Regions from separate parts of the Homo sapiens genome. Here region 1 is linked to region 2. Evidence: read pairs that join two places in POLR2A ChIA-PET (ENCODE). Cell type or tissue: Caco-2. All regions are shown on one strand. Links, peaks and the distances in the headings refer to the core of each region. The heading gives the core; the rest is flanking DNA. Region 1 overlaps USP25 (ubiquitin specific peptidase 25). Region 2 has its middle 70 kb from the start of USP25.

Region 1 (2,928 bases), core at 110-2,609, 120 kb after region 2:
TTTTTTCCTCCCAGAGCGTGAGGGAAGTAATACCTATTATTGTACACATACAATCTCCTAATCTTTATCTTTTGCCAGTTATTTCAAAAAATTTTGAATGACATTGTAAAAACCAAAGAAAACCATTTTCAATTATGATTTGTTTCATAAAAAACATGTCTAAGAACATGGAGTAGATGGTGATTCTTGTTATTTTTGCTCTCAGGACCCCTTTACACTCATAAAAATTATTGAGAACCTCAGAGCTTTTGGGTACATAAAATTTACTATTTTAGAAATTAAAACGGAGAAAAGCTTAGGCTATTAGTTCATATTAAAATGTCAGTCTATTATGTTTGAATAACATATTTTATGAAAAACACATTTGCTGAAACAAAATGGTTAGAAGATTACGTTGCTTTACATTGTTGCAAGTCTTGAATGTCTGCCATATTAGAGGAGAACTAGAGTCTCCAATGTGCTTCTGAAGGTTTGCATTCTATTGCAATAAGTTGTTTTGGTTGAAGTTTGTGAAGAAAATCTGGCTTTACCCAGATAATAATTTAGAAAAGGGAGGAGTATTTTAACTGATAATCAGATAATAATGGATATTCTTTTTAATGCTATACCCAAACTTAACAGATGGTAATTTCTTAAAGATTAGTTGCAATGTGGAATTCGAAATCACATCAGTTATTCTATGGTGGTATCAACAACCTTTTCATGTTATGTTGCATTAAAATCCATTAGTGTTTCTTGCTTTTTGGATGGATCTTTTACCCATGCATGAGTTTGTAACACTGTGCATTGGTAATTTGAAAAGATTTCTTTTTAAATGCTTGAAGAATGTCTACTATAAGAAAAAGTTGAATTTGTTAATATCACCACTCATATACAAGCCTTTAAGTATTGAGAAGATATCAAGCTCACAGTGGTAGAAACAAGTTTTTCAAAGTTTAGATTTTTGCTTGAAAATTCCATATTAATCATTGTCAACAGATACATTTGTTTTCCTTAAAGCAACAGGCTCACTTTTTTTTTTCCAGACAACATCTGCCAAATACTGAAGTCTGAATAATTCTAGTTTGTAGTTTGTTAGTTTTTCTTTTAAATAAAAATTGCATTCCATGGGAAAAATCAGTTTAGCTTGTAACTCATTTTACACTAGTTGTTAGCAACAGCATACTCTGGATATATCGCAGAAGTACTTTATGTGTACTTCTTATGTTAGAATTAAACATAAATCAAGGTTTGAGGTTTAATAAAATTAGGTTTAATCTTTTCGCCAAGAACATAATTCTAAAAGAAACTGGCTTGGCTTCTGTTTAAAACAGTGAGTGTGTATATTTGTGACTAATACAATGAATTATGCAACTTGGTGCTGCTGCCTTGATTTGTGCTAAGATGCAGCAGTTTTATTCAATATCGTTTTGCATCATTGGTGCAAATGTGGCTACAGTACAAAAGGCAAATAATATCTGAGTAGTATTATTTTTTTATTTAAGGACTTTCCTCCCTTTTTTCAAAGGGGCCCTGGGGACCCCAAGGATCAATGGACCATATTTGAAGAACTGCTAGTAAGGCAGAAAGACCACTGGATTTAAGAGTTAGAAGACTTAAATTTTGAAGCCTGTGCACCATTCTCGCGTCTTATGATGTGCTTCATTTCTCAGAATTTCAGTGATTTCATTTATAAAATATATTTGGGGAAAAAACATCTTGTTTTTTGCTTTTTTGTTGCTTGAATTACAATTGATGAATTAGGAAAAGCTGTAAGTGTAAGTTGTTGCTATTTTTAAATTAGTTTCGGCTATAGCCCATTTGTTTTACTTGTCAGTCATGATACAGTAAACATTCTAGAAATTTTCAAATAAGGAATTTAATACAGGGGATTAGGTTCTTTAAAAAATCACTGGAAGGACTGGAGGAAAGCTCTAGCTCAGACTTCTGAAATGACTCCCACATCATTGCAGGACTGACCAGTCAGGGAAGCGACCAGTCAGGGAAGCGGCTACTTCTGTCACAATTAGGAAAGCGGCCTCTTGGACTACTGAGTTCAAGAACATACTTCTATAGCTGCAGCCCAGGAAACAGGAAGCCAGGATTAGGTACTGCCTCTGAGCTATGCCTGGAAATTGGAATGCAAAGTCTAGTTGCCGCTTATATTCCATCTCTTGACATTCTTAAAGCTGGAAATTGGAGCCTGGAATACTGTGGAACAACTTAAATCTTTTCAATCAAGCTAGAGAAAACAGCCAAAGGCAACAGGATAATGGTTGCCACCCCCCCCCCCCCCCGCCCCCGCTGCACTCTGCCTTCCATGTCTCGTGTTAGTGCATTCTAATGGATGAGGCCTAAGTTTCATCCAAAACCCTAACTGCCAGTGAATAAGGAAGATAGTTTTTCTGTTTTTTTTTATGTTTAGTTTCTATAATTGAAGAAAGTAAACTTAAGAGAACGAGTTAATGGAATCTGACCGCTAATTAATCACACACCTAAACCCTGTTTTTCTGCTTCTCTGTGATTTTCAAATTTTTTCCACTTTTCATTATCCTTTCTCTACTTAGACCTAAGTTCTAGCCATTTTAATAACCAAGATAGCTTTCATTTTTATGAGGCATTCCATACCTTTTTAATCCTCACTGCTTCATCAGTGTTTATGAATGTTCAGTTCTGGGTTACACTCATCTTCAGCTGTGGTCTGGGTGGACTTGGATTTTGTAACCAGACTTGTAAAACCTTTGGCCTGCTGTTGCCTGTAAAGTGATTCACCATTTCAATTACTATGCTATATAAATCTTTCACATTTTACTTGCCTGTATTTTTGGGGGGCCCTACTTAATACACTTTTGTGAGGTTTTATTATACTCTCTAAAGACATTAAAAAAAACACCACCACTTCCTTCCATGATCAGGTATTCTTTCTCATATTTTAAATCTTCTTACAAG
Region 2 (2,928 bases), core at 136-2,635:
TACCAACTCTGATGTCATTGTAAATTCCAAAAAGATGGGCGGTATTGTATTTCTTAACTATTTTACTAAGGAAATAGATAAAAGGATACTTATGATGTGTTCCCAGCTATCAAGAAACCAAGAAGTCCAGCTTCTTAGTGTTCCACAGAGCACCTTACATATCTGTAAAATTTGAGTTTTTTATTAAAAAAATGGGATTCTTAGCCCATAACAATAGCTGTAAAAAAATGCAGACAGTGAAATTTTTTAATTTATTGGACTTCATTTGAAGACATCATTTTTTAAAACCCACCAAAATGACAGCATAAAAAGGAGCAAGGGCAATGAATTAATACTGTGAATTGTATTAATATATTTTTAGAAACAAAGGATAACTGTAGTAAATAATAACATTGCAGGTTCTGTTTTCTTGATTTGTTTTTTGTTTTTAAAATAACTAAGCAATTAAAAGGAACACATTTTAATATTAATAACATTATTTGTGGTTAAGGGATGCAAAAATGATTACAAAGAATAAATCAGATCTAGCATTTGACAGCACAACAGGGTGACTATAGTCAATAATAAGTTAATTGTACCTGAAATAATAACTAAAAGTATAATTGACTTGTTTGTAACACAAAGGATAAATGCTTGAGGTGATGGATGCCCCGTTTACCCTGATGTGTTTATTACACATTGTATGTCTGTATCAAAATATCTCATATACCCCAGGAATATATGCAACTACTATGTACCCACAAAAATTAAAAATTTTAAAAATGACTTAAATGTCAGGAGTAGAAGTGCTCTATTCTCTCCCCTTGAGTGGGAAAGTCTAATTTGACATTTTAAAATTACCGTTTATTTACTGAAAATAAAAATAAAAGTTCAAACTAAAAAAATAGTTAGATTAAGTAAAATATTTCATATTAACTAAAATAGGTACTTACCAAATAATGCAACTGTATATTACAATGTGCAGTTCATAGTTTTTCACTGTTTTAATATTTAAATACAAGTAAAACTGTAAGTTGTCACAAAGAATGATAGAATTGAAGTAAGTCAAGTTCTGTTTCTTCGTGTTTACAATGTGCTGCCATTATTTATTTTGATCCACTGTTTAAATAGAAGAATATGTGTTACCATGGTAGTTAGAGAGAGAACTGCACCCACCAGTGTGTGTGTGTGTGTGTGTGTGTGTGTGTGTGTGTGTGTGTTTAGGGAGAGGCAAATCTATCCAAAGAATATTCCAAAGTAACTTTCATATAGAATATAACATTCATCAAAGGTTAAGTAATAAAACATTGCCAATGGGAAGCTCACATCCATGTTATTAAAACCCAACAGTTACTACAACGATCTTTTAGAATTTAGAGATCTTTTTCTGGCAGGAGTATTTTACCATGGTATTGCTTAGAGTCTGCTGATGCCTGGTGATAATAAAAAGCAGACTGACTTTAGTGAGTTTTATTGCTGTTTTCAAATCTTTCCATACAGGGAATTTCTTGATCCCAGCCCCACCCACACTATTCCACTGCCTGAAACCTGCCATCCTTAACTGAGATCAGGAATGTTCAAAGACCTAGCAACAGGCCTCATCAAGTTATTTTATGGCAGTGATCACAGTGGTGACTGTTAATCATTGGCAGAGTTACCCTTTGCAAAGTACACAGAGGCTTCTTTTTAAACCACTTTCCAGTTTAGCACACTAAATGAGGATGTTTGTTTGGAATGTTACCACAAACAGATTTAAATGGTTTTCCTATGATACTATGAATTTTCTTTTAATGCTCAAATGCATACAAGTTCTTAGCTGTCAAATTAACAAGATAATTCCTTCTCTTTTCACTTGCTGTAGTAATAGCAGTATAATTAGGAGTGCAGCTCCAGAAGAGACTGTTTAACTCCTCAGCTCCTCGGTCAAAGCTTATTTCTTTTCCCCAGTTTCACAAACTATGAGCAGTGGGGTCTCGGACAAATTTCCCAACATTTAAAATGCGTGGTAAAATGATTACAGTAGTACTTGCTTTCATAGAGTGGTTGCAGGGATTAAATTAGATAATTTGTGTAGAGTAGGTCTCACACTATCTGAGATACTGAATGACAAAACATGCAAAATTGTTCGCTCCTGCTATTATTAAAATAGAATAATCTGAGAAAAGAAAAATAGCTCAGAGCAGTCAGATATGTAAAGTACGCAAACTTTATCAGGCTTGGAGAGACATGAGTTCATACAAGTCATCCATGCCCAGGGGACAAATGTTTAAAGGCATCTTATTCCCAGCTAGCTGCTTATGTTCATGTTCTTGGAGTTTGTGATACAAAGAATAATGTACAGCCAATCAATAGCTTATGTTATTTTAATGTAAATTCTTGGTAAACAACATAGAAGTTGCCTCCTTTTCCCCCTTAAAAACCCACATGTAACTGCTGCTAATCAAAGTGTATATTCAGGGCACTTAATTCTGTGCCTAGTGGCCACCCTCAAGCTTTGGCTCAGAGAAACTCTGTACGTGATGGTATTTTCTGAATCTGATTATTTGAGGTTGACATGATAAATCAAACCAAAGTATCTGACCTCCCCCAACCTCTCACCTCTCCCTAAATGCTACATTGCTGCTACCACAAAGAGGGGTAAATTGCAGAATTTTTCCGCCATTCTTTGCTCTCTTAGTTTTTAAAAATCTTTTAAATTTAATCTCTCATATCTTCATTTGTCATTCCAAACTGGAAATAATTTTGTGTGGTGTCACAGTATAAAACATTAACCATTTTGCCAATGAAATATTACCATTTCTAGATTTTTTAAAATCTGACATCTCAACCATTTAAGTTTTGGGGACCCATTTCAAGTTAAGGACTCTATTCATTTAAGAAAAATTTTTTTAATGCCAAGGTAGACTAGTACCAAGTTAAATCTCAAAAACTAACCATATTCTGGTATTA

What was found. Peaks named below come from ENCODE experiments on the same cell type or tissue, not always from the same donor. Only the 100,000 strongest peaks of a DNase experiment are listed, where the experiment ranks them.
Region 1: POLR2A ChIA-PET joins it to region 2 with 6 read pairs; 2 of 35 experiments call an interaction of 5 or more read pairs at or near these places.

The regions. Positions count from the first base shown.
Region 1 is chr21:15,773,479-15,776,406 of GRCh38, forward strand. The region is part of intron 3 of USP25 (ubiquitin specific peptidase 25); the gene reads left to right. Among named protein-coding and RNA genes, the nearest start is that of USP25, 45 kb to the left of the region's middle. In Caco-2, for the core only: no CTCF peak of the experiment used is centred there; no DNase peak of the experiment used is centred there.
Region 2 is chr21:15,658,386-15,661,313 of GRCh38, forward strand. No RefSeq gene overlaps it. Among named protein-coding and RNA genes, the nearest start is that of USP25, 70 kb to the right of the region's middle. In Caco-2, for the core only: no CTCF peak of the experiment used is centred there; a DNase peak (open chromatin) is centred at 1,546; H3K4me3 peaks cover 366 bases.